Regions from separate parts of the Homo sapiens genome. Here region 1 is linked to region 2. Evidence: chromatin loops called from intact Hi-C (ENCODE). Cell type or tissue: left ventricle myocardium inferior. All regions are shown on one strand. Each heading gives the region's core, and the rest is flanking DNA. Links, peaks and the distances in the headings are about the cores only.

What was found. A loop is a pair of places that touch in the nucleus more often than their neighbours do. Peaks named below come from ENCODE experiments on the same cell type or tissue, not always from the same donor. Only the 100,000 strongest peaks of a DNase experiment are listed, where the experiment ranks them.
Region 1: it touches region 2 in a loop (2.0-fold over the local background); 13 of 110 quality-filtered maps call a loop at or near these places.

The regions. Positions count from the first base shown.
Region 1 is chr12:116,507,503-116,523,481 of GRCh38, forward strand. It overlaps LINC02457 (long intergenic non-protein coding RNA 2457), which reads left to right and starts at 8,327. Exons shown (of 3, transcript XR_001749339.3): 1 at 8,327-8,747; 2 at 9,316-10,388; 3 at 10,756-14,412. LOC105370008 (a long non-coding RNA gene) reads right to left here and starts at 914. Exons shown (of 3, transcript XR_945395.3): 1 at 364-914. RefSeq lists a silencer at 939-1,068 and enhancers at 10,867-11,367, 11,368-11,868. In left ventricle myocardium inferior, for the core only: no CTCF peak of the experiment used is centred there; a DNase peak (open chromatin) is centred at 8,674; H3K27me3 peaks cover 2,679 bases.
Region 2 is chr12:116,576,020-116,591,998 of GRCh38, forward strand. It overlaps MAP1LC3B2 (microtubule associated protein 1 light chain 3 beta 2), which reads left to right. Exons shown (of 2, transcript NM_001085481.3): 2 at 1-587. The coding sequence ends at 301. Among named protein-coding and RNA genes, the nearest start is that of MAP1LC3B2, 25 kb to the left of the region's middle. RefSeq lists a silencer at 1,065-1,359. In left ventricle myocardium inferior, for the core only: no CTCF peak of the experiment used is centred there; a DNase peak (open chromatin) is centred at 6,922; H3K27me3 peaks cover 1,984 bases.

The DNA.
Region 1 (15,979 bases), core at 5,006-13,005, 67 kb before region 2:
AACCTCGTCCCTAATAAAAATAAATTAAAAATAGGGCCAAGCGTGGTAGTTCATGCCTGTAATCCCAGCGCTTTGGGAGGCCGAAGTGGGCAGATCACTTGAGGTCAGCAGTTCGAGACTAGCTTAGCCAACATGATGAAACCCCATCTCTACTAAAAATACAAAAATTAGCTGGGCGTGGTGGCACGTGACTGTAGTCCCAACTCGGGAGGCTGAGGCACGAGAATTGCTTGAACCCGAGAGGCGGAGGTTGCAGTGAGCTGAGATCGTCCCACTGCACTCCAGCCTGGGCGACAGAGTGAGACACTGTCTCAAAAAAATAACATAAAAATAAAACAAAAAATAATTAAAAAAAACTTTTACCTGCTTGTGGCAGAAACAGATACACGTATTACCCTTGGAGTCCCCAGCCTTGGGTTGCAACGTGAGCACCACAGTTTGCTTGCTGAGTGACCCTCAGGAAACAACTAAACGTCTGTGCTTCCAGTTCGTCACGTGTGAGATGAAAAGAGGAGTATCAAACCTCACAGGAGTCATGCTGTAAATCCCTGCAACCTGCCAGCTCAGGACCTGGCCCAGGGTCGGCACCCAACATTGCTGTTATCGCTCTCATTATTACGCACTGGGTGTTCGGTTCCTTTTCCTTTTGCCAATACTCTTTCTCCTCTTCTGTCCCACTTTATTTCCCTGTGCCACCTCCCCTACATTCTTTTTTTTTTTTTTTTCCTTTGCCATCAATAGGGAAAATCAAAATAAATCAAACCAAGCCAACGCCAAGCTCTGCAAGCTCTCAGCGGCTCCAGCGTTTTCAAGGAGCGGGGTCAAGGTCAAAGGGCCCCTCCCAGGCTGCCCGGGCGGGGCTGTAGTGGGATGCTGGTCCCCAGGCTGCGCCTCGGTTCTCCAGGGCGAAACGCAGGGGCGGGGCCGTGCAGGGGCTGGGCGTCGCCGCCGGAGAGGGTCCCAGCGCGCCCAGGCCTCCCGCAGGCGGGACGCGGCGTCGGGGGGCTGCTGCGCTGCTCGGCCCCAGCGGGCCCGCCGCGCCGCCGCGGCTCTGGCTGCCTCCTGCATGCCAATTAGGCCCTAATTTGATTTCTGTTCTATCTGTGCGAACCCCATTAAAACCCAATTCCGCTTATTACCAACAGCTTTCTTGCAACGCGACGCCTCTCCCTCCCAGGGCCGCTGCTCAGGCGCGCCGAGGAGCCAGGCTCCGCGCACCAGGCTGGCGGGGACACCTTCCCCGTTCCCCCTGCCCTGGGACGTGCAGGGTCCCCGCTGATTCCCGCCCCGGGGCTCCCCGGGTCCAGGCTGGGGCCCAGGGACTGGGGCAGGCTCCAAGTCACCAGCTTCATAAGAAGCAATGGAATCGTAGAAAACTGGAATCGAGGGTTGTTGGGAACTCAGAGGTCACCAGGTCCCCCCTCCCCACCCCCTGCAGGAATTCTGGAGACGCCTGGGCGATCATCAGTCCCCCACCCACGCTTGGGCTGTTCCCAGCGCGGGGAAGTTCCCTCCCTCCTTCCAGGAAGCCTGGCTGGGTTCAACTGTCCTCCCCTCTGCTGTATGATTTTAAGTAAAGCTCTCCACCACTCTGAGCCGCTGTCTCGTGTCCTCCTCTATAAAACAGGACCTTTAGGGAAGATAACCTTGCCTCCTAGGGCTGTTGGGAGGATAAGACACAACGAAGACCTGAAAGAGTGGTACAGGGTGAACACCCGACAGCTATGGGGCCTGACTCCTGGCTCACCCCTGTAGTCCCAACACTTTGGGAGGCTGAGGTGGGAGGATTGCTTGAGACCAGGAGTTCAAGACCATCCTGGACAATATAGTGAGACTCTCTCTCTCTACAAAAAAAATTAATAATAATAAAATAAAATAAATAAAAACCGGATGGGGTGGTGCACACTTGTAGTCTTAGCTACTTGTGAGGCTGAGGCAGGAGGATCACTTGAGCCAAGGAGTTAGAGGCTGCCGTAAGCTATGATCGCAGCACTGCACTCCTGCCTGGGTGCCAGAGCCAAGACCCTGTCTCCAAAAAACACAATAGTAATAATAAATGAAATAGCTGTGAGAAGTTAATGCTGCAGAATCCATACTAGGATAAGATCAGTGAGGCACTTGCCAAGGTGCAAGATGTAACGGCAAACAAAAAATGTCCATAATCAAGATAAATAATGGCAGGAAGTGGCAGCTCACGCCTGTAATCCCAGCACTTTGGGAGGCCGAGGTAGGAGGATGGCTTGAGTCCAGGAGTTTGAGACAGCCTGGGAAACATAGTGAGACCTCATTTCTAAAAAATAAACAAATAAACAAATAAATAAATAAATAAATAAAATTTTAATACAATATTGTTAAAAACTGAAAATTACTGCCAACAAAATCAATGATGAACAAACTGAAAAAATTAAAGACAGGACTGGGGTTAGAGTGAGGCAAGTCAGGTGAAGACTTTCGTGTACAAGGTGGGATCCTGTCTTTCTTTAAAGTTTTCATGTCTTGTTCATTGTGGATATTTTGCATCAATTTGTGAGTTTTAAAATGTTGCATTAAATACTGTTTATCTTGATTACTGGGTTTTTGGTATCCCTTTAACTTTAGCAGCTGAGCCGAGGCTTCACTCTGGTCCCCGCCCTGGGTTGCCGTCACAAGAAAAACCTTCCAGAGCCTCAGTTTCTAATCTGCAAATTGGGGCTAAGCATGACTACTTATAGGGACGTTTTGAGAATTACTAAGCAGGCAGCATAATTAATAGTGTCTGCTCTAGAATCAGGGCAAGTTCAAGCCCCATCTCTGCCACTTACTAGTGGGAGGAGTCGCAACCTCTCTGTGCCTCGGTTTCCTCATCTGGACTATGTTTAGTTCCCAGAGGTTACTGGGAACTTAACTACAATAACACTCACAGTCAGTGCATGCATGACACTTAGCAAGACATCAGTTCATGTTGCCGCCATTATTATTTGCACGGATATCCTTAACCTTGACCATCCCTGGTATAGCACAGGCCCTCAATAACTAAAATTCATGGTGATATGGGGGTACTTGACATCATTTTTGCAAGGGGCCTGGCACATAGTAGGTGCTCAGTTGACTGTACGTGCTGCAAGAACAAAGACCACTTCTTTTCCTTTTCTTTTTATTTATTTATTATTTTTTTTTTTTTGAGACAGAGTCTTGCTCTGTCACTCAGGCTGGAATGCAGTGGCGTGATCCAGGCTCACTGCAACCTCTGCCTCCGGGTTCAAGTGATTCTCATGCCTCAGCCTCCCAAGGAGCTGGGATTACAGGTGCACACCACGACACCTGGCTAATTTTTGTATTTTTAGTAGAGACGGGGTTTCACCATGTTGGCCAGGCTGGGCAGAATCCACTTCTGATTTGTTCCCCATCATAGCCCCTTAATAACCTGCACATAATAGGTCTGCAGAAATATTCAGAATGAATCAATGCAATTGTTAAATAATGCAATACAGTGCACTCCATCTTTGGTTTCAGGAACGATTAGGAAAGTTTATTCTCTCAAGGACCCACCATCCTTCATCACCCTCTGTAATAATAACAATGCCAATGACCCGGGGGTGCCTCCTCTTACCCCCTGTGGAAAGGGCTTGCTCTCTGGACCTCGCTTAGGTAGCTTTGATTCTCAAAAAACCCTTCGGAATGACTCTGAAAGGTTTCATGTTTGGCCCCTTGACCTTGCAGAGAAAGGTAAAGAAGGATGATAGAAACACACTTCTACGGCACCTGCAGCCAATTCCCTGACACGCCCAAGGGCCTGAAGCCGCCCCTACAAAAATTGCCTTCATCCCATTGAAAATTACAGACATGGCTTTGGGAAGTGTGCTAAGGCTGTCCCAGTATCAGGCTTGGGCTAGCCACTTCATTAATGTACTTACCTGTCTGGCCCCTGCTGGCATTTGAGGGTTAACCTCTGGCTTATCTGGAACTGGCCTTATTTGGACCCCAGGATCTGGCCCTCCCTGCCTCCTTGCCTCCAGGCTTCAGACCCTTGACTTTCAGCAGGGCACGCATACTGTGGGGTTTTCAGACTAGTCTTGGCTTTTGGCCTTTCTTTGAGATTTGGCAGCTTGCAGAGGTGGTCCTGACCATTGTGTGTGCTGGTCTGGATCCCCCAGGTCTCTCCCTAGACCCTTTTGGGGCCGTTTGCAGGGACCAGTGATGTCTTTGAGGCTATGTTTAAGGCAGGGAGGAGTGATGTGGGTAGATGGGCCCACCCTCACTCATGTTTTTGTGCCTAAGGCTTGCAATTTCAGATGACTAGCTAGAGTTATATAGATGAAAGACACAGATTCAAAGCCAGCCCCTCAGCATTGAGGTCCAATCAGTGATGATCCTCAAAATATGTGTGTATTAGTATTAGTCAGTTCTCATGCTGCTGATAAAGACATACTTGAGACTGAGGAATTTACAAAAGAAAGAGGTTTTTTTTTTTTTTTTTTAGACAGAGTCTCGCTCTGTTGCCTAGGCTGGAGTGCAATAGTGCGATCTTGGCTCACTGCAACCTCTGCCTCCTGGGTCCAAGCAATTCCCCTGCCTTTCTCCTGCCTCAGCCTCCCGAGTAGCTGGGACTACAGGTGCATGCCACCACACCTGTCTAATATTTTGTATTTTTCAGTAGAGATGGGGTTTCACCATGTTAGCCAGGCTGGTCTCGATCTCATGACCTCGTGATCCACCTGCATCAGCCTCCTGAAGTGCTGGGATTACAGGCATGAGCCACCACACCTGGCCAAGAAAGAGGTTTAATGGACTCGCAATTCCGTATGGCTGGGGAGGCCTCATAATCACGGTGGAAGGTGAAAGGCATGTCTCACATGGTGGCAGACAAGAGAAGAGAACTTGTGCAGGGAAAATCCTCTTTATAAAACCATCAGATCTCATGAGGCTTATTCACTATCATGAGAACAGCATGGGAAAGATCCACTCCCATGATTCAATTAACTCCCACCGGGTCCCTTCCACAACACATGGGAATTGTGGGAGCTATAATTCAAGATGAGGTTTGGGTGGGGACACAGCCAAACTACATCAATGTGTCACTCAGTACAACAAGGGCATTTGATCAGTCAGAATGGATCTTGGCTACAGCACAGAAGCAGGATCCTGGAGGTCCCCTCCCTGCTGTACCAGGGCACCATTATCCTTTTAGTTGCTGAATGGTGCAGAGGTCCCTGGCGTCTTAGGAAGGGTGGTGGGGGCTGGCATAGCCAAGGTGGCAGGATGGCACTTAGGGGTTCAGGGAGGCAGCTATTTACCAAGTGCCACAGACAGAAGTATTCCACCATTGGAACTGTGTCGCTGTATCAGTGCATCCTGGTGAATGTCAGCACTACCTCTAACCACCAGGGCTGACATTACTCCTCCCCGACCAGATCCTGAGCCCCATAGGGTTGGGGCTGTGTCGTACCCCCTTCAGAGCCCAGCATAGGGCCCCCCAAAGAGCACACACACTGTACGTGTTTGTTGAAGACAGAGGGATCCAGGAGTTCTTGGACATTAATGAAAAAACCTGGGCTGATGACACTCCATGGTGATGACTGGAGCAAGTTAACGGTCTGCCTGTCTAATTATCCTGCTGACTTGCCGGCTGCCTGTTTTTTAAAACAGCTGGAAGTTTGGGGTTTTAGGATTCCACTGTATTTGTTTCAGTGTCTTCTGCAAGAAACTAGCCTGTATCATTCTGACAGCACAAGAGGGTCTGCTCCAGTGAATTTTCATATGCACTACCTGGGTCATCTTGCAACCAACGCTTTTCTTCATTCAAATAATGATCCCAGGCCAGGCGTGGTAGTGCATACCTGTAATCCCAGCACACTGGGAGGCCGAGACGGGTGGATCACTTGAGGTCAGGAGTTCTAGACCAGTCTGGCCAACATGGTGAAACCCTGTCTCTACTAAAAATACAAAAACTAGCCAGGTGTCATGGCACATGCCTGTAATCCCAGCTACGTGGGAGGCTGAGGCATGGGAATCACTTGAACCTGGGAGGCAGAGGTTACAGTGAGCCGAGATCGCACCACCACACTCCAGCCTGGGTGACAGAGTGAGACTCTGTCTCAAAAAAAGAAAAGAAAAATGATCCCTTTACAGGGTATATTCATTTCCTTAGGCTGCCATGACAAATGAACACAAACTAGGTGGCTTAAAAAAACAGACATTTATTTTGTCATAGTTCTGGGGGCCAGAAGTGCAAAGTCAAGGAGTTAGCTGGGTCATGCTCCCTGTGAAGGCTCTTGGTGAAGATCCTTCCTTGCCTCTTCCAGCCACTGGTGGCCCCAAGATGTTCCTTGGCTTGTGGCTCCTTCTCTCCAATCCCTGACTGCATCTTCACATGGGTGTGTCAAATCTCTCTCTATCTTTTTCTCATAAAAGGCACTTGTCATTGGATTTAGGGATCCAGGGTGATTGATATGGTTTGGCTCTGTGTCCCTGCAAAAATCTCATCTTAAACTATAATCCCCTTAATCCCCACGTGTTGAGGGAGGGACCTGGTGGCAGGTGATTGGGTCATAGGGGTGGTTTCCCTTATGCTGTTCTCGTGATAGTGAGTGAGTTCTGACAAGATCTGATGGTTATATAAGTGTTTGACAGTTCCTCCTTTATGTACTCTCTCTCACCTGCTGCCATGTAAGACGTGCCTGCTTCCCCTTCCACCACGATTGTAAGTTTCCCGAGGCCTCCGCAGCCACGCAGAACTGTGAGTCAATTAAACCTCTTTTCGTTATGAATTACCCAGTCTTGGGCAGTTCTTTATAGCAGTGTCACAACAGACAAATACAATGATCTCACCTCAGGATCCTTAATTATATTGCAAAGACCCTATTTCCAAAAGAGGTCACATTCACAGGTGCCAGGTGTTCAGATGTGTATGTAAGTTAGTGGCGGAGGGGGGCATTGGGTCACCATTCAACCCCATTGCACAGGGACAGAAATCTTGCATATCTTGTTGATCTCAATCCCATGCATAAGCACAGTGCTAGGCACATGAGAGGCACTCAATGAGTATATGTTGCATGGATGAAGAATCTAGACAGGGCTGTAATGGAGAGGAGATTGGTTATCATTAGCACCCTGGTCTACAACTGAGCTGCCCATTTTTCAGCCCTAGCACACTGTGTTTAAATCCCAGTGAGACTCAAGGATTAGGCACTAGAGGAGGCAGCGTGCTGACACAAGGAAGAGTTTCAGACTTGGGGTCAGAGGACTTGCATGCTAGGTTTGGTTCTTGGCTGAATTGCTGAAACTGTCCAAGCCTCAGTAGCAAAACATGGGTGTTAACTACTCCCCACAGGATTGCCATTCAAGTTAAATGATATAGCACCTAGACAGCCCCTGATCCACACTAGGTACTCAGCAAATGCTGATTATGTTGCAATTATGTCATGATTTCATTCGACTCACTTTATATTTGTTCTCAGTTTTATTTCCAGTACCTAGCTGAATCGTTGACTGGTGTGATTCCAAAAGCTTGTGTAGGCTTTCCTTTGTGTCACAAGGAAATGTACAGCACCCTATAAAAGTGGCTCATAGAACAGGTTAAATAAATCATGGTACGTCTATATGCTGGAATGCTATGCAGCCCAGATCAAACGAAAGCTCTCTCTGCACTCCTCTGAAATGGTCTCCAAAAGATATTAACAAACAGAAAGAACAAAGAGGCATAACAGCATGTAGAAGATGCTATCATTTGTTAAACAAAAGGGGATATGCACTTACATTACATGTTTTATAGCATCAAATTCTTCTGGAAGCTTATCCAAGAGGCAAGTGATGGTGGTTTCTTCTAGTGAAGGAACTCAGGGGGCCTAGAGTCAGACAGTGAAGGAGATGTATGCTCTTTTTTATCTTATTTATTTTCACTGTACACTTTCTTGCAATGCTTGAAATTTTTCCACATATACATATATTACCTATTCAAATAAAGACACGCTGAATATACATACACTAAATTTTTTTTTTGGCCAGGTGCGGTGGCTCACATCTGTAATCCCAGCACTTTGGGAGGCCAAGGCTGGTGGATCACTTGAGGCCAGGAGTTCGAGACCAGCCCACCCAATGTGGTGAAACCCTGTCTCTACTGAAAATACAAAAATTAGCCGGGCGAGGTGGTGAGCACCTGTAATCTCAGCTACTCTGGAGGCAGAAAGGCACGAGCGAGAATTGCTTGAGCCTGGGAGGCAGAGGTTGCAGTGAGCCGAGAACGTGCCACTGCACTCCAGCCTGGGTGACAGAGAGAGACCCTGTCTCAAAAAAAAAAAAAAAAAGAACAAAAAGAGAACTAGCTGTTTCTCTCTCTCTCTCTCTGTAGTGTGAGGATACAACTGGGAACTAAAGCTGGAAGATGCCAGACATTCAGCAGGGAGTTCCCTCATCAGCAGCTGGCTAACTGGGGAACTGAAAGTCACAAGGCGCTCGTTTCTGATAACTCCATGAAAATTCACTCTGGGTCAGAAATCAATCTTTGGAGTTCTGAACATGCAGCTTTTCTCATGGGCCTTTTGGAGAACAATCAGCTACTCAGCCATCAGAGCCTTTTTTGCTGGATGGCAGGCAGGAACTGACAGCAAACCATCGTCTCTACAACACGCAGAAGATCAGCACCAAGTCTCCATTCTCCGAAAACATGTGTCCATGCAGCTCTCCCAGGGGAGGTCTGCGCTGCAGTGGAAGGCCCCAGGAGCGTGGGAGCCAGCTCATCGCATGAAGGAAACACAGAGTTGTACCTCCAGGTATCTAATTTGGAGCTGAGACCTATTCCTCTTTTGGCAGAGGACACTATTTCTTTTTTTTTTTTTTTTTTTTTTTTGAGATGGAGTCTTGCTCTGTCGCCCAGGCTGGAGTGCAGTGGCGCGATCTCGGCCCACTGCAAGCTCCGCCTCCCAGGTTCACGCCATTCTCCTGCCTCAGCCTCCCAAGTAGCTGGGACTGCAGGCACCCGCCACCATGCCCGGCTAATTTTTTTGTATTTTTAGTAGAGACGGGGTTTCACCATGTTAGCCAGGATGGTTTCGATCTCCTGACCTCATGATCCGCCCACCTCAGCCTCCCAGAGTGCTGGGATTACAGGTGTGAGCCACGGCGCCCGGCCCAGGACACTAGATCTTTATCCCAGGCTTGTTCTGTGGGACAGTTTGTGAGTTCCAGCATCGGCTGGTTCGTGAGAGGCAGCACTTGATGTGCAATGTCCCCTTTTGCCTCTCCTCCCATGCTACCAAAAGCAGCTGGTTCAGTGGCCACTGCCATCTTCCCTTGTCCCTGAGCTTTGGAGATGACTGTGTTTCCTAACCTCTCCTGCAGATGCCAGGCGGAGCGGCGACGTGACGCACGGTGGACGAGGAGCCAGGATGCCCAGCTCTGCTACCAACACAGAGTGGGAATTTGCACACCTCACATGGTGTCAGTTTCCAAATGCTGCTGTAATCAATTTCCACAAAGTGGTGGCTTAGAAAAACAGACATGTATTCGCTGACAGTTCTGGAGCCCAGAAGCCTGAAACCAACGTGAGGGTTCTAGGGGAAGATCCTCATTTGCCCCCTCCCAATTTGGTAGTTCTGGGTGTTCCTTGGCTTGTGGACTCATCACTCCAATCTCTGCATCTGTCTTCACATTGCTTTCCCTGCTTCTCTGTGTGTCCATTCTCTGCATGTCTAATTTGTAAGGATATGAGTGATTGCATTTAGGGCCTACTTGGGTTATCCAGGGAGATCCCCTCATCTCAAGAAAATTGATCTAATCATGTCTGCAAAGACCCTTGATCCAGATAACATTCACAGGTTCTAGGGATTTGATTGGGATATCTTTGGGGTGAGGGGGGATATTTTTCAGCCTGCCACACCCACTTCCCTTCTTCTGGCCTCTTCCAGAAAATGATGGCCCCTCTGAGCCCCGAGTTCCCCTTCAGCTTTGAAGTTCTGCAGGTGATCCTCAGACAGCCTAGCCTGCATTGCCAAGTTCACGACAATGTTATCTCAATAGAGTACCTGATATTTTTTCAAAGCACTTTCCCATCTGTTATTTTGCTTCATGCTCCTGATCACCTCTCGGGGCACACAGGGCAATTAATATTAAACCCATTTAATTGATGAAACAACAGAGGCCCAAAAACTCCTAACTCACTTTCTCCTTGAGTTAGTCAGCTAATGGGAACCAGGAGCAGGCCAGGTGGTTTCCCAGGGCATGCTTTTTTTTTTTCTCTCTCTCTTTCATTGTATATAGCCTTTCACCACCACAGGCTTTGTTCTGGAAGCCCAGGAAGGTAGGCAAGTCAAAGCTTGTCATGTAGATCCAAGCCCACCCTGAATCCCTGATTCATATCCCCTGGAGAGTGTGGCAGGAACTTCATTTGCACTCCCTGTGGTCCCAGGTGGCAGGTAAGCTCTCAGTCTCTGGCTGTATACTGTTAGAGACCTCTTCTTCCCGTGGGTAGCTTCCCAAGCAAGGGGGTTTTCCCAAACCTCAAGAACTGCAGGACTATCAGACATTAGCAGAATTAGATCTGCCTGGCCTCCGGGCCAAAAAAAGATTTCAATTGTTTCAGGACAGATTAAATTCAGGACTGGGAATAGGGCAGGGGAGGTCTTTTTTCGCAGTCCCACCTGCCTGTGACTTGCAGATCTGGACGAAGAATTTCCTGTCCTAACTAGGCCTCAGTTTCCCTGAAATAACATCGATTAGGTGGGAGTGGGTGTGGGTCAGTAGGATTTCCTCTTACCCCCAGCCCTTTTCAATCTAATTCAGAAATGAGGATGAAGCCAAGTGTTTGGAGTTCTTGCGAAGAAAGATACAACAGCCACACAAGGTATTATTAACTTTATTACTTGTCAGGAAGAGGTGGGGGAAGCAGTTAAGATTCGGCTAGATGAGAGGTGAGTGTACTGCATTACAATCTCTGGAGGGTGTGGTGGGCATATGAGCTGGAAAGGACCATTATTTATTTACTACTTTTGTTAAGTGCCTGTAATGTGCTGGGTGCTATGCTGGATGTGTGTGTAACACAGACACATAAACCATTCAGGGTCAACCTTGCGTGGGTGGGAGGAGGTTAAAAGCACTTGCATCTTCTTCTCCCTGAAAACAGAAACATCTTCCTCCTTGGCCTACCATGGTGCCAGCAATCTCCAGCATTAGCGATGGCTCCTTGGGGGTAACCTGCAGAAGCTTCTTAACTGGGTTAAGGCATCTTATTACCTTGCAGGAGTAAGGCAATCGCCAGCTCACTGATAGTACACAATGATTTCGCTCATTCCATCCACTCTTGGCCATTGGTGCAGCAGGAAGGGCCTTGGGGTCCTCCAATTTGGACAGTGGGGAGGACTTGGCCCTGGGCTGACAGATTGCTGCTTGGCAGGTTTATGGGAGCCAGGCGTCAGCATGGTGTGACGTGGGGAGGCAAGAGTCAATGCCAATGCAGGCAGCCCCCTCCCACCAAGCAAAGCGGCTTACAGACTTCGGAGAGGAAACAAAACATCTACATGCAAATGTTGAACCAGATTTCAGAGCAAGAGAGCAACTTCAAGAGCCAAGGCAGTTCCAACTACCAGGTGTTTAATACCTTTTCAGCTTGGGTGGATCATGGATCTCTTTGAGAAACTGAGGAGACAGTCTTGGATTCTCTCTCTGTCTCTCTCTCTCTCCCCCACCTCCCCCTCTCTTGCACCTTCTTCTCCCTGCAAACAAAATCAGAGTCCTGCTCTGTCACCCAGGCTGGAGTGCAGTGGTGCCACCTTGGCTGACTGCTAGCCTTGAACTCCTAGGCTCAAGTGATCCTCCTGCCTCAGCCTCCCAAAGTGTTAGAATTACATGCGTGAGCCCCCACACCTGGCCTGGATCCTCTCTTTTGTAGAAAATGCACTTGCATAGCAAACACACACACACATACACACCTCTCACTTTTTTAATGAAATGTCAGGGTGTCTGCTGATGCCTGAAGCACATCCGAGGGCCGCAGTGAGATATTCTTCTTTGGAAGTGCTCAACAACCCTGGGAGGTAGGTGTGGCAGGGTCTCTTTTCATACACCATAAAACAGAGACCCAGAGGCAGCTCGCAACTTGCTCAGGTCATGTATTAGTGAGCATCAGAGGCAGGCCAGGACCCCCAATTGCACAGGTCTAGGAAGCACCATTTCATCCAAGTCTATGTTGCATGCCAAAGAGTGTCACTGACAGAGAACACAGTGAGACCACTGCTACCGCCCTGGAGTTAGGCAGTGCAGCAGCTCTAGAGGACCTCAGCCAGGGTCTTCTGATAACCATTTACAGGCATATATGCAAAAAGCCCCACGGGGTGACAGAGGTAAGGAGTCCTGGAGGGGGATCAGAGAGGGATGCAATTGCCGAAGACTTGGATGCCTAAGCTTGCAAATGGAAGACTATTTCTAAATCATTTATTCATTCCACAGCTTCATAGGTGGAGGTGATTCATAGGTGGTTCCTATGTGAATTTCAGTTCCCCTTCCCCCCGACCTAGAGTAAAATCCACACTCTTATTTATTTATTTATTTATTTTGAGATGGAGTTTCACTCTGTTGCCCAGGCTGGAGTACAGTGGCATCTCGGCTCCCTGCCACGTCTGCCTCCCAGGTTCAAGCAATTCTCCTGCCTCAGCCTCCCAAGTACCTGGGATTACAGGTCACCACCACCGCGCCAAGCTAATTTTTTGATTTATACTAGAGACGGGGTTTCACCAAGTTGGCCAGGATGGTCTCGAACTCCTGACCTCAAGTGATCTGTCCACCTCGGCCTCCCAAAGCGCTGGGATTACAGGCATGAGCCACCGCACCTGGCCAAAATCCACACTCTTCATAGCGATCTCTGTGGCTCAGCAGGGACCCCTCCATGCCTCTCTGTCTCTCCTCTCTCTTGCCACTGCCTTTCTTGTTCATTACACTCCAGCAACCCTGACCTTCTGTCAGTTCCTAGCGCTTGCCAAGCTTTCCCCTCCCCAGGGCCTTTGCACTTGCTGTTCCTCCTGCCTTGGAAGATTCTAGCCCTGGCTGTTCCCAGGGCTGGCTCCGTCTCATCCTTCAGCTCTCATCTTGAATGTCACTTTCTCAGAGAGATCTTCTTTGACTTTATCTAAGAATATCCCTCCACTATTCTCTAGCCATCTGTTTCTTTTTAGCACGTATAACAATCTGTAACTGTTTTATGTCTTAATTTGCTTATGTATTTATTATCTATCTCTCCCTTGATCATAGAAAACATGGTAAAGATTGTAGCTACGGTGTCCTGTTCACCATTCTATCCCTAGCCCCTAGCACGTATTAAGGGTTCAATAATTGCAGACTGAATGACTGAAAGGCATGTTTGGAAGCAGAAGTATTCCTCGGCCACCACTTTATCTTACTTAGTGCAGTAATGCAATCAACATTTGGCTCCTGCTGTGATGCTACCCTGATCTCGGGCTGGTGAAAGCGTGACTCTCCAAGATGAGCCATCCAAGAAACCACATAGAAAAGATCAAGGTCCCATAACTTCAGCTTGGGGAAGCAAGAACAAATGTGGCATTCCTCACTTAAGAAAGAAGAGGCTGTGATGCTTGCTAAAAAAAAAAAAAACTTGTCAACTGGATCCATCATCAAAGGAAACTGCCCCATGGACAGTTTTATGACGTAGTCTGAAGCACAGGAAATGGGCGGCACGGGAGCATCGGGGGACTTTTAGAAGTTGTATTGCTTTCTTAAGAAAATGCTGCTGGCTTCTGGAACTGCAGTTTAATTAAATTCAGTTGGCTGGATACCTTCAAAGGCTGTTCCAGGTCTTCACCAGCCCTCACAGACGCAGGCATCTTCCGAGCAAATGTGTGAGCGAGAGAGCGGTGAAGCAGTCTCTGGCAAGACAAGGCAGGCATTCTCCAATCCTGGATCATCACACCCTGGCATGCGGCAGGGCAGGTGGCCAAGGACCTGAGCGTCCAGATCTTCCTCCACCCACCCCGCCCGGTCTCCATGTGTGACAATGGAGGGGAGACAATGCTGTCTTCATAGAGGTAGTGCAGAGATCAGGGCTATCAGAGGGGCCTGCAAAGGTGCACACAGACCCACTTTGGTCAATTTGTCAGCGGTGAAATCCGATGCAGGTTCTCCCAGGGTGACTCGCTGCCACCCCAGGGATGGAGTCTGCAGGTTTCTAGGGGCTGGTCCCCCAGGGAAGGAAGGTCTGAGGGCCACAGGAGCATTTTGGGAACTTGAGCTCTTCCAAACCAGTCTGTAACACAGAAGACGCTAGAAAGAACACTAACTGGGTCAGAGATGCAGTCCAGACACCATGGGGCATTCTGATTATCTTGATAAGATGTGAGCTCAAACATAGACCCTGTCAGATGAAATGTCTCAGAAAAGGCAATTTTCTGTTCAATCTAACTTTTAATTTAAAAAATAATAATAACAGGCAGGGCATGGTGCTTCACACCTGTGATCCCAGCACTTTGGGAGGCTGAGGTGGGAGGATCACCTGAGGTCAGGAGTTTGAGACCAGCCTGGCCAACATGGTGAAACCTTACCTCTACTAAAAATACAAAAAAAATAGCCAGGTATGGTGGCGCATGCCTGTAATCCCAGCTACTCGAGAGGCTGAGGCAGGAGAATTGCCTGAACCCAGGAGGTGGAGGTTGCAGTGAGCCAACATTGCACCACTGCACTCCAGCCTGGGCAACGGAGTGAGACTCCATCTCAAAAATAAAAATAAAAATAAAAAATAATAATAACAAGCAAAAATCTCACCCCCATTTCCCCACTTCCCAAAGAACTGAGAAAATAGCCTCTGGTCTCCAGGAAGACAAAACCAAACGCAAGTCCACCATCAGACTGAGCTGACCTTGGCTGTGCACCCGTGCAGAGCCCAGGACTATGCTAGGCGAGTTCACACCCTTGATCTCATTTGATTGTGTCGACAATGTTGAGAAAGAGATTTTGTTAAGCCCATCTTCCAGATGAGGAAATCGAGGCATGCCAAGGTAATTGTCACTCTCTCAAGATCACTCAGCTTGTAAGTAGCCAGAAGTATAAATTGAGATGATTTGAGATGCATTTGGCATTACTTTTTGGCAACATACTGCTATTGATTGTTGGCAGTTTGGGGTACTATGGATACAAGAGTTTTTTTTAAAAAATGCAGTCCCTGTCTTGAAAGAGCTCACTCTTTCTTTGACTTTTTTTGTTTGTTTGTTTTGTTTTTGTTGAGACAGGGTTTTGCTCTGTCCCCCAGGCTGGAATGCAGTGGCATGATCTCAGCTCACTGCAGCCTCCACTTCCCGGGCTCAAGCGATCCTCCCACCTCAGCTTCCCGAGTACCTGGGACTACAGGCATGCACCACCATGTCCAGCTAATGTTTGTACTTTTTGTAGAGACGGGATCTTGTCACGTTGCCCAGGCTGGTTTCAAACTCCTGGGCTCAAGTAATCCACCTGCCTCAGCCTCCCAAAGTGCTGGGATTACAGGTGTGAGCCACCGCACATGGCCTGTTTGACATTTATGATTGCATTTTACATATTGATGAATACATTTGTCTTGTTCCCTAATTTTGCTGCAAACTTCCAGAGTAGAGGCCTAGCCGGGCGCGGTGGCTCACGCCTGTAATTCTAGCACTTTGGGAGGCCGAGGTGGGTGGATCACGAGGTCAGGGGTTCAAGACCAGCCTGGCCAACATAGTGAAATCCTGTCTCCACTAAAAACACAAAACATTAGCTGGGTGTGGCAGCAGGCGCCTGTAATCCCAGCTACTTGGGAGGCTGAGGCAGGAGAACTGCTTGAACCCAGGAGGCAGAGGTTGCAGTGAGCAGAGATTGCACCACTGCACTCCACCCTGGGCAACAGTGTGAGACTCCGTCTCAAAAACAAAACAAAACAAAAAACAGAGTAGAGGCCTCACCTCAAAGTTTCCCAGGTACAGACCATAAATCCCTTGGGCAATTTGATAGAACTTTTTAGAATCGTGCTTTTCTTTCTTCTTTTCTTTTCTCC
Region 2 (15,979 bases), core at 3,345-11,344:
GCATCCAACCAAAATCCCGGTGATAATAGAACGATACAAGGGTGAGAAGCAGCTTCCTGTTCTGGATAAAACAAAGTTCCTTGTACCTGACCATGTCAACATGAGTGAGCTCATCAAGATAATTAGAAGGCGCTTACAGCTCAATGCTAATCAGGCCTTCTTCCTGTTGGTGAACGGACACAGCATGGTCAGCGTCTCCACACCAATCTCAGAGGTGTATGAGAGTGAGAAAGATGAAGATGGATTCCTGTACATGGTCTGTGCCTCCCAGGAGACGTTCGGGATGAAATTGTCAGTGTAAAACCAGAAAAAATGCATCTCTTCTAGAATTTTTTAAACCCTTACCAAGGAAAAAAAAAGGGATGTTACCAACTGAGATCGATCAGTTCATCTAATCACAGATCATCAAACAGTAGTGTTCCCACCTAGGAGTGTTAGGAAGTTGTGTTTGTGTTTCAAGCAGAAAAACTGAGCTCCAAGTGAGCACATTCAGCTTTGGAAACTATATTATTTAATGTAGGCTAGCTTGTTTTCAAATTTTAAAAGTTTAAAAATAAAATACTTTGCATTCTAAAAAAAAAAAAAAATTGCCTTACACAATGTGTAAGTGAATGAGGATGGCTGTGTTCCAATACAATTTTATTTATAAGAGAAGTAGCTGGCCAGATTTGACCTGGGGCTATAGTCTGCCGACCACTGGTATAGAACATGGGCATAACGATCTTTTAGAAGCAAACTTCTAAGGCCGATTGAGGTGGCTCATGCCTGTAATCCCAGCACTTTGGGAGGCCGAGGTGGGTGGATCACCTGAGGTCAGGAGTTCGAGACCAGACTTACCAACATGGTGAAACCCCATCTCTACTAAAAATACAAAAATTAGCTGGGCATGGTGGCGAGTGCCTGTAGTCCCAGCTGCTCGGGAGGCTGAAGCAGGAAAATCGTTTGAACCTGGGAAGTGGAGGTTGCAGTGAGCCAAGATCCTGGCATAGCAGTCCAGCCTGGTCGGCAAGAATAAAACTCTGTCTCAAACAACAACAACAACAACAAAAAGAAACAAATGGAAGTATATGTGATTTTAAATAGAAGTATATGTAATGTGCATACAATAAAAGTATACAAATAATTTTTAAGAAGGGAACACCTCTTTGTAAGTGCCACCCAGATGAAGATATACAATGTTACCCAATCCCAAAAGTGTTCCTCCTGCGCCTCCGAGTCATCCCTATCACCACTGCCAAAGCTAACCGCAGATTAGACTTAGAGCCTCCACATTTGTTTTCATTAGTTTTTAACCTTATGTAAATGAAATCATATAGCTCGTTCTTTCACTCAGTGGCATGTTAGTGAGTGTATGTGTGATTGTATGGGTTTGTCCAACTTCAGGCTATATTGCATAATGCCACATGCAGTGTTGCATTTATAGCATTGAACAAATATGCCACACTTTACTTATCTTTTCCACTATGATAATATTTGGGTGGTTTCTAGTTTGAGGCTATTATCAATAATGCCACTATGAACATTCTTGAACATATCTTTGGATCCATATTTACACATCACTACTAGGCATATTCTTGGAGTGTGTATGCTTATGTTCAGCTTTAGGAAATGCTACTAAACAATTTTCTGAAGTGGTTGTACTAATTTGGACTCCCACCATCTGTATACAAGGGTCTCAGCTTCTCTAAGCATTAACAACACTTGGTATTAACAGGTTTTCTTTTCTTTTTTTTTCCTGTAAACTTAGCCATTTTTACATGTGTAAGTGTAAAATTTATATATAGTAAGGTGCAAAAATCTTAGCTTAGTTTTATTTACATATGTAAAAATCTCACTGTGGTTTTAATTGCATTTAATTGACTAATGATATTGACTCCTTTTTGACAGGTTTATTGGCCATTTGGATTTCTCTTTTGTAAAAAGCTTGTGTGTTTTGCCAATTATTTTTTAATTGCATTTTTTTCTTATTAATTTGCAGGCATCCTTTTTAAATATTCTGAATATGAATCCTCTGCTTGATATCTTTAGTTCAACTATCTTCTCCCATTCTGTGGTTTGCATTTTTGTTCTCTAATGGGATATTTTGATGAACAGAAGATCTTAATTTTAATGAAGTCCAATTGATCAACTGTTTGCCCTTCCTTCCTTTCTTCCTTCCTTCCCTCCCTCCCTCCTTTCTTTCTTTCTTTGTTTCTTTCTTTCTTCTTTCTTTCTTCTCTTTCTCTCTTTCTTTCTTTTTCTTTCTTTCTTCTTGCCTCTTTCTCTCTTTCTTTCTCTCTCCTCTCTTCCCTTCCTCCCTCTCTCCCTCCCTCCCTACCTTCCTTCCTTCCTTCCTTCAACAGGCTCCTGCTCCATTGTCCAGGCTGGAGTGCAGTGGCGTGATCTCAGCTCACTGCAACCTCTGCCTCCTGGACTCAAGCCATCCTCCCATCTCAGCCTCCCAAGTAGCTGGGGCCACAGGCAGGTGCACTGCCACCACACTCCGCTAATTTTTGTATTTTTTTCTGTAGAGATGGGGTTTCTTCATGTTGCCCAGACTGGTCTCAAACTCCTCGCCTCAAGCAATCCGCCTACCTCAGCCTCCCAAATTGCTGGGATTACAGGCATGAGCCACTGCACCCAGCCAGCTGTTTTCTTTATGGTTAGTATTTTTTTCTTTTTCTTTCCTTTTTTTTTTTTTTTTTGATAGAGTCTGTCTTAGTCACCCAGGTTGAAGTGCAGTGGCATAATCTTGGCTCACTGCAACCTCCGCTTCCTGGGTTCAAGCGATTCTCATGCCTCAGGCTCCTGAGTAGCTGGGACTACAGGAGTGTACCATCATGCCTGGCTAATTTTTGTGTTGTTAGTAGAGATGGGGTTTCACCATGTTGGCCAGGCTGGCCTCAAACTCCTGACCTCAGGTGATCTGCCTGCCTCGGCCTCCCAAAGTGCTAGAATTACAGGCGTGAGCCACTGCGCCCAGCCTATGGTTAGTATTTTCATGTCCTGTCTTAGAAATGTTTCCCCATCCTGAGGACATAAGGATATCCTCCCATGTCATATCCTAGATTTATTGTTTTAGTTTACACATTTCAGTCTACAACCATCATAGTAATCATAACCAGAAATATATAATGGGTAGATATGACCCATTGCAATATTTTCAGTCCCTCATGGTCTTCCAGAACTTTCTGTTGCCCATGAGAGGTGGAGTCTATTTCCCCTTCCCTTCAACCTGGGTTGGCCTCTATGACTGTTTCAACCAATAGAATAAAGCGGAAGAGGCACACGTATCCTTCCAAAGATAGCTCAGAGAAGGTAATATGGCTTCCACCTGGCCCTCTCTCATTCTCTCAGGACACATGCTTTGGGTGCTGTGATCACCACATAAGAAGTATGATTCTAGGCCAGGCATGGTAGCTCATGCCTGTAATCCCAGCACTGTGGGAGGCTGAGCGGATGGATCACCTGAGCTTAGGAATTCGAGACCAGCCTGGCCAACATGGCGAAACCCTGTCTTTACTAAAATTAGCCAGGCATGGTGGAGCATGCCTGTGATCCCAGCTACTTGGGAGGCTGAGGCACAGAATCGCTTGAACCCAGGAGGCGGAGGTTGCAGTGAGCTGAGATTGTGCCACTGCACTCCAGCCTGGGCAATAGAGTGAGACTCAGTCTCAAAAAGCACAAAAAAACAAAGAAACAAATCTGGTTCCCTGAAGCCACCACAACGGAGAGATCACATGGAGAAACCACATCAAGATAGAGAGAGAGACGCCCAAGGAACCAGCTCTTCTGGCCACCAGCTCCACAGGTCTTCCTGATCCATACACCAGACTTGAGTGTGAAGAAGCCTTCTAGGTGACCCCAACGGTAGCCACATGTGATATCCTGAGCTAGAATTGTCCAGTCAAGCTGCTTATGAATCTTTATTCTACAGAAACCATGAAGGATAACAAATGAATCCAGCCCAGCATGGTGGCTCGTACCTGTAATTCCAGCACTTTGAGAGGCTGGGGAGGGAGGATCACCTGAGGTCAGGAGTTCAAGACCAGCCTGGCCAATATGGTGAAACCCCGTTTCTGTAAAAATACGAAAGTCAGCCGGGCATGGTGGCAGGCACCTGTAATCCCAGCTACTCAGGAGGCTGAAGCAGGAGAATCACTTGAACCTGGGAGGTGGAGGTGGCAGTGAGCCCAGATCGCACCACTGCACTCCAGCTTGAGCAACACAGCAAGACTCCATCTCAAACAAACAAACAAACAAACAAATGAACATTGTTTTAAGCCACTATGGTTTGGGCTTATTCGTTACCCGGCAATAGATGATTGCAACAGAAGGCAAGAAGACCAGCCATCTCTCCACACTCTAACCTGGCACTAATTTGGAGGGGGATAAGCTTGGTCTCCACGCCTGCTCCTTATTTCAAGGGTGTGTTCTCAACCCCCAAAGGCAAAGAAGGCCTTGACTTTCCCTTAGAGAGCCTCATTTCCATCTTAGTGCCTATGCAAGTAGCAGAGCACATTCATGAAAAGAGAAAGTCCTGGAGATTTAAGAGATGGGAAAGATGAGATAAGAAAGATAAGAAATCCCCCTTGGCAACCCCTGAAGAGTAGTGAGGTTTTGGTGCTCATCCAGAGAGATTAGCAAGGAACACTTGAGGAGTATCAGTCAGAAAGATCCATGAGGGGCTTGGGGGACACTTTATTCCTCGAAAAGAGGAAATAAGGCAGATTTCACGGAGATCTCCTGGCTCTGGAGCGCCTGCCTCTCAGCTTTGGCTCCAAGGAGATTCAGCAGCTCAGGGTGGAGAAAGCTCATTCCAAGTGGGCCCAGGACCTACAGGAAGCCTCTCTGAAACAGCCCAAGGGAAATGCTGATTCTACTTACTGGTGGCTGAGGGAAATCAAGGTGGTTGCTTCATTTATAGGACTATACTTCTCCCTTTTTAAATACATGCTGATATAATTTGGATATTTATCCCCACCCAAACTCATGTTGAATTGTAATCCCCAATGCTGGAGGTAGGGCCTGGTGGGAGGTATTGGGATCATGGGGACAGATCCCTCATGAATGGCTTGGGCCATCCGTTTGGTGAGAAGTGAGAGATCTGATGGTTTAAAAGGGTGTGGCCCCTTCCCCTCACTCTCTCTCTTGCTCCTGCTTTTGCTGTTGACATGCCTGCTCCCCCTTTGCCTTCTGCCATGATTGGAAGCTTCCTGAGATCTCCCCAGAAGCAAATGCTGCTACGCTTCCTATATAGCCTGCAGAACGGTAAGCCAATAAAACCTCCTTTCAGGATGCAGCGAGCTGAGATCACGCCACTGCACTCCAGCCTGGGCGACAGAGTGAGACTCCATCTCAAAAAACAAAATGAAACAAAACAAACAAACAAGCAAACAAAAATTACCCAGTCTCAGGTATTTCTTTTGTTGTTGTTTTTGGTTGGTTGGTTTTGGAGCATGGTCTGACACCTGGGCTGGAGTGCAGTGGTGCAATCATGGTTCACTGCAATCTCGACTTCCAGTTTCAGGTGATCCTCCTGCCTCAGCCTCTTAAGTAGCTGAGACTACAGGTGCGCACCACCATGCCCAGCTAATTTTTGTTTTTCTTGTAGAGACGGGGTTTTGCCATGTTGCCCAGGCTGGTCTTGAGAACTCCTGGGCTCAAGTGGTCCACCTGCCTTGGCTTCCCAAAGTGCTGGGGTTACAGTCATGAGCCATCGTGTCTGGCCCAATCTCTGTGTCATCATTGTCATATGGTGTTCTTTCTGTGTGTCTCTGTCTAGACGTGGCCATCTTCTTACAAGGACACTAGTCTTATTGGATTAGGAGCCTACTCTGCGTCAGTAGAACGGCCTAACACACATGCTTAACCTGCTAATAATGACAAGAACACCTACCTCTATCTACAGTAATGTGATTTACTTGTTTGCCTGTTTATTCCCTGCCCCCACCCCCACCCTCACCCTGCCAGAGCAGCTGTAGGAGATGGAAGACTTTATTCCTGTGGCTCTTGCCACCTCCTCTGCACCTAACCCAGTGGCAGGCACAGAGAGGGGCTCTGAAATTATTTCCTGAATGAATGGGTAAATGAATGAATGACGAAGTCAATACATGATAATAGCAATCCTTGATGAGTGCCTGCCTGATGCAAGCACTGTACATAATTTTCTTTCTTTTTTTTTTTGAGACAAAGTCTCACTCTGTCACCCAGGCTGGGGTGCAATGGCGCAATCTCGGCTCACTGCAACCTCCACCTCCCAGGTTCAAGCAATTCTGGTGCCTCAGCCTCCCGAGTAGCTGGAATTACAGGCATGCACCACCACACCCACTAAATTTTGTAGCTTTTGTAGAGACGGGGTTTCGCCATGTTGGTCAGGCTGGTCTCAAACTCCTGACCTCAAGTGATCCAGCCACCTCGGCCTCCCAAAGTGCTGGGATGACAGGCGTGAGCGACCACGTCCAGCCTGTACATGATTTCCTGTCCTCCTTCAGCCTTGCCTCCAGGGAGGGATAGTTTCCTGGTTTTCCAGAGGTTAGAAAACTTGCTTGAAGTTCCAGAATCACTAAGGGCAGAATCCCATTTCAAACTCAGCCCTTCTGAACTCCTGGGCTCAAGCCATCCTCCCACCATGCCTGGCTTATTCTAAAATGTTTTGTAGAGACTGGGTCTTGCTGCATTGCCCGGGCTAGTCTCGAACTCCTGACCTGAAGCGATCCTCCCACCTAAGCCTTCTAAAGCTCTGGGATGACAGGCGTGAGCCACAGCACACGACCTTTTTATTTTTTTTATTTTTGTATCAAGCTCTTTACTCCCGAGCGCACTCTTAGCCACTCTTAGTCTGCAGGGAATCCACCCACGCTTTTTCCTTTCTTGAGATAAGACAAGAGTGTTTTCCCAAAGGGCCTTGAGCACCAGAGAGCAGAACTCCAAGCTGCTGTGCTGGGCGTGGACCAGGCCCGGCATGGAGCCCACACAGAGCCTCTGACTTAGGCCGGGGGTTCTCATCCCATTTCCGTGGCCTGGGAACTCAGGGGGAAAGAGCAATTAAATTAGAGGGGTCAAAGAAGGAGGAGGAGGGTGGGGAGCTGGTGGCCAGACCCAGAAAGGCCAGATTTCAATTTGCATAATAATTTTGTTAGCAACAATGGTCATCCAGGACATCTCTTTAAAGGCTGTAATGTTAATTTAATGGGAAAAAAGCTAATACAATTCCCCCAGAATTTTTCAATTAAATTAATGTGATGGGCTTTAATGGATAGCTTAAGTAGAGAGCGTGAATAGGAGAAATATTGCATAAATTATCCATACATTTATATATGTGCTGCCCGTATATGTAATCTCTCCGCTCTAAGGTTTTGACATATGAGAGGTCTTATGCTTAAATCTGGCAACAAGTTATGACTCTATTTCAATTAAAGTGACCCTTTTATCATTCAAAGAAGGGGGGGATGCTCCTTCCCATGTAGCTTCCACACAGCCCTTCCTTTCAACAACACACCAGAAGATTCCAGTCTTAAAGAAACAGAAGGCTCGTGTAACAATAACCCATGAGAACACACATGTGCACAGAAAGTCGATGATATGAGAAATCTGTAGATGCAGAATCTCGTTCCCTGCTCTCTGCTCCCCAAAGACACTTGATGGAGCAGAAAATAAAATGGATTAAATTTCAAGGACCCCTTTATCTTCTTGAGCCTATATTTATTTGTTCATATGTTCCATTTAGCAGATGTTTACTGGACACCCACTAAATGCTGGATGCTGTTCAAGGTGCTTCAGGGAATCGTGCAGTGAGCAATCAGATGTGATCACTGTCCACAGTATACTGTCCCTCTTGGTCAAATCTCATAACCATATACGAAATGGTGCTGATTTATTTCTGTAAAAAATGCAAGATAATATAAATTCAGGTAGCCTTTTCGTGCCTCCATTTGATTCTATTTTAACTCCCTTCATTTAATTTAATTATTTTAATTTTTCTTTTTTTGAGACAAGGTCTTGCTCCATGGCCCAGGCTAGAGTGGAGTGGTGTAATCACAGTTTACTGCAACCTTGACCTCCCAGGCTTAAGCGATTCTCCCACCTCAGCCCCCTGAGTAGCTGAGACTACAGGCATGTGCCACCGCATCAGTGAGCGCTTTAAAATTTTTTAAAATTTAAAAATTTTTTTGTAGAGTCAAGCTTCTGCTGCGCTACCCGGGTTGATCTTGAACTGCCAGGCTCAAGCAATACACCTGCCCTGGCCTCCCAAGATATTGGGATTACAGGCATGAGCCACTGCATCTGGTCAAATGGAAGCATTGATTTTAAATTTTTTAAGTTTTTAACTATTATGGATACATAACAGTTGTCTGTGTGATATGGCTTGAACATATGTCCTTGCCAAATCTCATGTTGAAATGTGATCCCCAGCGTTAGAGGTGAACCTGGTGTTTGGGTGGTGGGGGTGGATCTCTCATGGCTTGGTGCTGTCCTCACAATAGCAAGTGAGCTCTCACGAGATCTGGTTAAGTGTGCGGCATCTCATCCCCCACTCTCTCCCTTCTTGCTCCTGCTTCCCCCTTATGACTTGCCAGCTCCTGCTTCACCTTCCACCATGAGTAAAAGCTCCCTGAGGCCTCCCCAGAAGCCAAGCAGATGCCAACACCATGCTTCCTGCAGCCTGCAGAACTGTGAACCAATTAAACCTCTTTTCTTTATAAATTACCCTATCTCATGTATTCCTTTATAGCAATGCAAGAACGGCCTAACACACCATGCCTTTATTTATCACTTGTAAAATAAAGATAATAATTGTGTTAGCCTTAAATCAGTGTCCAAGATGGCCCCAACCATCTCACTGCCTCCTATGGGCCTTATTCACATCTTTGCATAGGACCCTCCCACACTGAGTAGTGTACCGGGTAGCATGTTGTAGAAATGGGAGGCTGTGACTTCTAAGGCAAGGCTATGGAAGACATTGCAGCCTCTTCTTTGCTCTCTCTTTTGGCTCATTTGCCGAAAGAGAGGGAGGCCAGCCACCATGTTGTGAGGACATTCCAGTAGCCCTGCAGGGAGGTCTGTGTGATGAGGAACTGAGGTCTCCTGCCAATGGTCAGATCACCTTGCCAACAGCCACATAAGCGAGTCACCATGGAGCAGATCCTCCAGCCCCCAATGAGCCTTCAGATGAGACTGCAGCCCCAGCCAACATCTCAACTGCACCTTCATGAGAGAATAGCCAGCTAAGCCACTTCCAGATTCCTGACCCACAGAGACCTCATAAAGTAGTGTTGATTGTTGCCTTAAGCCACTAAGTGTCAAGAATAATTTGTGATGCATCAATAAATAAATGAGATGGTTTTCTCCCTTTCCTGCTGGCCGTAGGTGAAATTACGGTGGAGGCAAAGTAGGTTTTCTCATTAAGGTCCCCATACCTGCTTTCTGCTTACCTTTCCTAAAGCAGCACCCCTGTTCCCTTGCTTAAGCTTGTAGCTGATGCAAGTTTAATATGACCACTGTCAGAGGTATTGTCATTTTAATTACAGTCTCTTGAAAATCAAAAAAGGATTTCAAGCCTAAAGAAATGAAGGTCTCCAGGTAAAATCTCTGTAAACTGGGAAGCTGTTAGGTGATGGGAGCTTCCAGGGATCCTCAAATCACCTCTCTAGGGATCCATGCTTTTTTACTCAACTCCTAGCATGTCAGCAGCCGAGACAAAAAGGGCACACAAGTGCTGGCACTGACTTATTTCCAGTTTTGTTTTTTTTTTTTGCATCAATCTTTGTTTCCAGAGGCTATTTTCCCCCATCTTAGGCTATGATGGTTCATGATCTGCTGATAGGAAAAATAAAAAGCTAAGTGAGGTTTTCACTGATTGAACTCCAAAACTGGGCTGGATGTGGTGGCTCATGCCTGTAATCCCAGCACTTTGGGAGGCTGAGATGGGCAGATCACGAGGTCAAGAGTTCAAGACCAGCCTGGCCAACATGGTGAAACCATGTCTCTACTAAAAAAAAAAAAAAAAAAAAAAAAAATTAGCCGGGCGTGGTGGCAGGTGCCTGCAATCCCAGCTACTTGGGAGGTCGAGGCAGGAGAATTGCTTGAACCCAGGAGGCAGAGGTTGCAGTGAGCCGAGATAGTGCCACTGGACTCCAGCCTGGGCAACAGAGCAAGTCTCCATCTGAAAAAAAAAAAAAGAAAAAGAAAAAAGAAAAAAAACCTCCAAAACTGACCAACAGTGAGCATTCAGGAAGGCTTGGCCACACCAGCCCACGGAGGTAGCTGCAGACTTGCATGGAGCCCCATGTTGGAATCTTGGCTCTGCCACTTACTGGCTGCAGAAGAATGAGCAAGCCTGTTGACCTCTCTGAGCTTTGTTTTCTCTCCCGTAAAGTGGGGATATTAATAGTTGTCTCATAGCCTGGCACGTAGGAGGAGCTGAATGCACGCTGCTGCTGCTCTTATATGGCACCCTATGGAGAGTGTGTCAAAGGCAGCAGGAAATAGCATTTCTGCTCAGCATCTCTCAAACTATTTAATTTAAGCTTTCAAGGACTGATACCTAAGGGAGATGATGAACCTACAGCACTAGGTGGTGAGCGCTTTCTGTCCAGTGAGCCCACCTACCAAGAACTCCACTGCCTGCCAGGGTAGGTGGCTCGCTCTGTGCTGATTTCTCAAGAGAGTGTCCCTCTGAAACTGACTACTGTGTTGGCCCCTTTCCCGGGAGGCATAAGGGTGACAGCAAGGGGCAGGGGAGCCAGAGCTCCTTAGGGGAGCAGAGGAATTCTCTCCTTGGTGGGATCAACTCTGATTTGAAGTGGAGACAGGCTGAGAGCTTGAGTCTTCAAGGGCAACACATTTAGGGGAGTCATGGTGTGTCTGCCTCTGGAGCAGCAGAGCAGAGAATGCGGGACTCTTGGTTTCTTCACTTGGTTTGTACAAGGATGTGACTCAAGGGTTAGCCCAGCCATCTTCATCACCATGTGGACAAAGTCAGTCTGCAGGAAGAGAGAGGGACACACAGCTTCTACTTCTTAACCATTTCCTTCTGTTTCTGAGCAGACACCTGGATCCTTGTGCTTGACAACATGGTTTTAGACTACCCTTGATGATATACAGCAGAAACAGAATGGGAATTAACCAGGCAGATGAGCATTAACTCCTCTGTATTGTAAAAGAAAGTGAGCAGGCAGTGTCACAGAAATCATGTAGCCAGATAAGAGCTATCAATGACCCATGTTTGCCCTTGATAAGAGCTGCTCTTTGCACCTATAAAGGAGAAAAGAGGTGGTGACTGAGCAATGATCAAGAGAGCGTCCATTAATTAGTCCCTCCATCCATGCGTCCATATATCAACTCAACCACTCATTCATCCATCCACCCATCCATCAATCCATCAGTCTGTTGATCCAGTCAGCCAGCCAACCATTCATCCATCCACCCACCCATCCATCCTTCCATCCATTCATCCATCCATCATCAACTCATCATCCCTTCATCCATCTAGCTACCCATCCATACATTGTATCCATTCATCCATCCATCCACCCATCCAACCATTCACCCATTCACTCAGCAAACTGTCATGGAGCACCTTTCATATCCTTGACCCTATGAGAGATTTCCAATTCAATGAACATTTATTAAAACAGTATCCATCAACTTATCCACCCCATCCATCCATCCAGTCACCCATCCAACCATCCACCGACCACTCCACTACCATATCTTCCAACGTGCAAGAAATGTTATCTGGCAAAGCAGTAACAGCTCTGCGCCTGCTCTGCTAGATGCTGAGGATGCAAAGAAAAATAAGCCAGGGTCCCTCAAGGAGTTTACAGTTTGGTTGTAGGTGGGGGATAGAAATGTAAACATCCAGTAGAGTAAGGAAAGTACTGAAGGAACACAGAGGAGGCCAAACCGTCCATAGTTTACATTGGCCCACCACAGTGGGATTGGGGTTGCCCAGAGCTGAGCAGTGTCCTCACTCAATCACCACCATATATAACTGCATATTTTGTGGGGAGTCAGTGAGGTGGGAGAAGAGCTAACTCATCACAGTGGACAAGTTTTATTTGACTAACACCTTTTGAGAGAACCACTGCTCTCCACTTCTCAGTCATTGTAGTTCAGAGACAGCTGAACCCACCCATCTGCTCCAGGCCTGGCTAAGGAGAAAACCAAATACGCCTGGCCACTGGAACAGGCTCTGAGAGGTAGCCATTGAAGCCATCCTGGGGACCTTGGCTGTCCTGGGGAAAAGGGCAGAGTCTCCTTCTAAAGCTGATGAGCCTGGAGCTGCTGGGACCCATGCTTCCCACCATGAAGAAGGAGGGTGTCTGAGAATGATGCCCAAAGGGAAGCATTGCTGAGAGGAGAGAGAGCAGGGGATGAAGGCATTGGTTGAGCTTCTGGATCCAGCTGCGCTGAAAGCCACAATAGAGACCTCGCCTGACACATTAACAGAAAAATCCCTCATTTGGTCTCAGTTAGTCTATGGTGGCTTCCTCCACAAACCTGGGGACATTTGGAAAGGAGCAGGAACTGCTTTGCCAGGTAATGATGCTTGCATGTTGGGAGATACAGTGGATGGATGAATGGATGGATGGATGGATGGATGGATGGATGGATGGATGGATGGATGGATAGATGGATTGATGGGGTGGATATATTGATGGATACTATCTTAATCACCAGTCACTCACAGCTTCAAGTACAAAAAGCGACTCCTATCAAGGGCAGATAGTGTTCACTGATTCTCTCATTCAGTCAATAATTGGCCTGAATTTTAGTTTCAGCCCTGCCTCTAACCAGCTGTGTGACCTTGGGTTAGATGCTCTCCCTCTCTGGGCTTCAGACACATCAACTGTAAAGTGAATGAATTATATTACATCACATTTCTTGAAGCATAATCAGAACAGTAGTCCTTTGGGATACACTGGAAAATAAACTATATTTATGGGTTGAATTCTGTCTTGCAAAAGAGATATGTTGAGGTACTGCCGGTACCTCAGAATGAGACGTTATGTGGAAATAAGATCATTGTAGTTAGTTCAGATGAGATCATACTGAAGTAGAGTGGGCCCCTAATCTAACAGGATTGGTGTCCTTGTAAGAAGACGGCCACATGTAGACAGAGAGACCCAGAGAAAGAACAGCATGTGACAATGATGAAACAGTTTGGGCCAGGCACGGTGGCTCACACCTGTAATCCCAGCACTTTGGGAGGCTGAGGAGAAAGGATCGCTTGAGCCCAGTAGTTTGAGACCAGCCTGAGCAACACAGGGAGACCCCATATCTACAAAAAATAAAAATAATGAGCCAGGCATGGTGGCGGGTGCCTGCAGTTCCAGCTACTCGGGAGGCTGAAGCAGGGGAACTGCCTGAGCCTGGGAGGTCGAGGCTGCAATGAGCCATCTTCTTGCCACTGCACTCCAGCCTGGGTGACAGAGCAAGACCCTGTCAAAAAAAAAAAAAAAAAAAAAGACAAAGGAAAAGAAAAAGGAACAGAGATTGGAGCAATACAGCTACAATCCAAGGAACACCAAAGATTGCTGGCCACCACCAGAAGCCAGGAACAGACAAGGAAGGATTCTCTACAGATTTCAGAGGGAGCACAGTCCCATCAACACCTTGATTTCTGACTTCCAGCCTCCAGAACTGTGAGACAATAAATTTCTGTTGTTTAGAGCTCGCGCACCTCCAATGTGTGGCATTTGGTTAGAGCAGCCCTAGGAGACTAATCCAGGAGTCAAGGACGCTTGCTAATTCTGCATACTGTACTCCTCTGAGATCCATCATGCACACTATCGTATTAAAGGCTCTAAGAAGTCCTCCCGTAAAGACCCATTTAAATGCGTCTAATCCAGCACTTCCACAACTTCTTTGATGACTCCTAAGATTAGAAGATCTCTAAGATCTTTTGCGACTGCAACTGCGTGGGGTGTTAGGAAGCGGACAAGCAATGAATGTGGGTGAATCTGGCTGAATGTCTATACTTTTTATATTTCAACTTTTTATTTATTTATTTTTTATTTATTTTTTATTTTTTCTGAGACGGGGTCTCACTATGTCACCCAGGCTGGAGTGCAGTGGTGCAATCTCGGCTCACTGCAATCTCCACCTCCCAGGTTCAAGCAATTCTCCTGCCTCAGCCTCCCAAGTAGATGGAATTACAGGCATGTGCCCCCACGCCCAGCTAATTTTTTTGTATTTTTAGTAGAGATGGGGTTTCACCATGTTGGCCAGGCTGGTCTCGAACTCCTGACCTCAGGTGATCCACCCACCTTGGCCTCTCAAAGTGCTGGGATTACAGGCGTGAGCCACCGCGCCCCCTCTGTTTTAACTTTTTAAAGAATACACGTAAAGTATGTGGTTTAAAAATATCCAAACAGTACAAAAAGCTGTATAGGAAAAATACATTCCTGTCCCATACCTCTCCCCCAGGCCCTTCAGAAGACACAGCTCCCCATGTTCTTATTTATTCTTCCAGAGTGTTCTACACATATATACACCCATATAGAGATACGATTCTTGTTTTGCACAAATGGTCATCTAGTATATTTATGATTTTTCTACTGTGTTTCTTAAAAAATTAACATATCTTAGAGATTTCTGTATTATAAGTACAAATCTGGTGCTTATCCTTGTCTGGATAATTCTGTGTTGTGGGTCTGTTCTGTGCACTGTAAGATATTGAGGAGCATCCCTGGCTTCTACCCACTAGATGCCAGTAGCACCCTGCTAAGTTGTGACAGTGAAGAATGTCTTTAGATGTTGCCAAATGTCCCCTGGGGCAGTAAAGTCACCCCCTGGTGAGAAGCATTGATGTAGCTCTAACTCATTCTCTGTAAAGGCTGTCCAGCCTATGGTGTATGGGGACACTACAGTTCATTATTTATATAACCAGTCCCTTGTTGGTGGATATTTAAGCTATTTCCAGTCCCTGATTAGTATAAACGATTTTTTTTTTTTTTTGAGATGGACTCTTGCTCTGTTGCCCAGGCTGGAGTGCAGCGGCGCAATCTCTGCTCACTGCAAGCTCCGCCTCCCGGGTTCATGCCATTCTCCTGCCTCAGCCTCCCGAGTAGCTGGGACTACAGGCACCCGCCCCCATGCCTGGCTGATTTTTTGTATTTTTTTAGTAGAGACAGGGTTTCACTGGGTTAGCCAGGATGGTCTCGATCTCCTGACCTCGTGATCCACCTGCCTCAGCCTCCCAAAGTGCTGGGATTACAGGCGTGAGCCACCGCGCCCGGCAACAATGTTATAATGAACGTTCTTGTGTCTTTGGCACATAGGTAAGTTTATCTGTAGGATAAACTGTTGCACATTTTCTTGTTCACCACTCAGTAAGTGTTAGTTAAGTAAGCAAAAAAATGGAAAGAGAAAGGCTGGGAGTGGTGGCTCATGCCTGTAATCTCAGCACTTTGGGAGGCTGAGGCAGGTACATCACTTGAGGTCAAGAGTTTGAGACCACTTAGCCACCATGGCGAAACCCCATCTCTACTAAAAATAATAATAATAATAATAGTAATAGGCAAGCATGGTGGCGCATGCCTGTAATCCCAGCTTCTTGGGAGGCTGAGGCACGAGAATCGCTTGAACCTGGGAAGTGGAGGTTGCAGTGAGCTGAGATCACACCACTACCCTCAAGCCTGAGTGACAGAGCAAATCAAAAAAAAAAAGAAAAGAAAAAAAAAGGAAGAAGAAGAATGTGAGCTGAGAGCTTCAGTTCTTATCTTTTAAACCAAGTCGGGGGAATCCTACCTGTTGTTGGAGGAAATGAGGTCAACCCACTGAGAAAGACAGAACCAAGAGATGGAATTTTCATTTAAGCCCCTTGATCCAGTTGTGCCTGAAGCCACCTACTCCTGGCTTTACTCATTCTGTGATCCAATGCATTCTCTTTAAGGCTTAAGCCTGTTTGAGTTGAGGTTTTATAAACTTCAACTTAAAGACTCCTGGGTATAAACAGAAGCATGACTCCTCCAAGAAGCCTGTCTGAACTCAG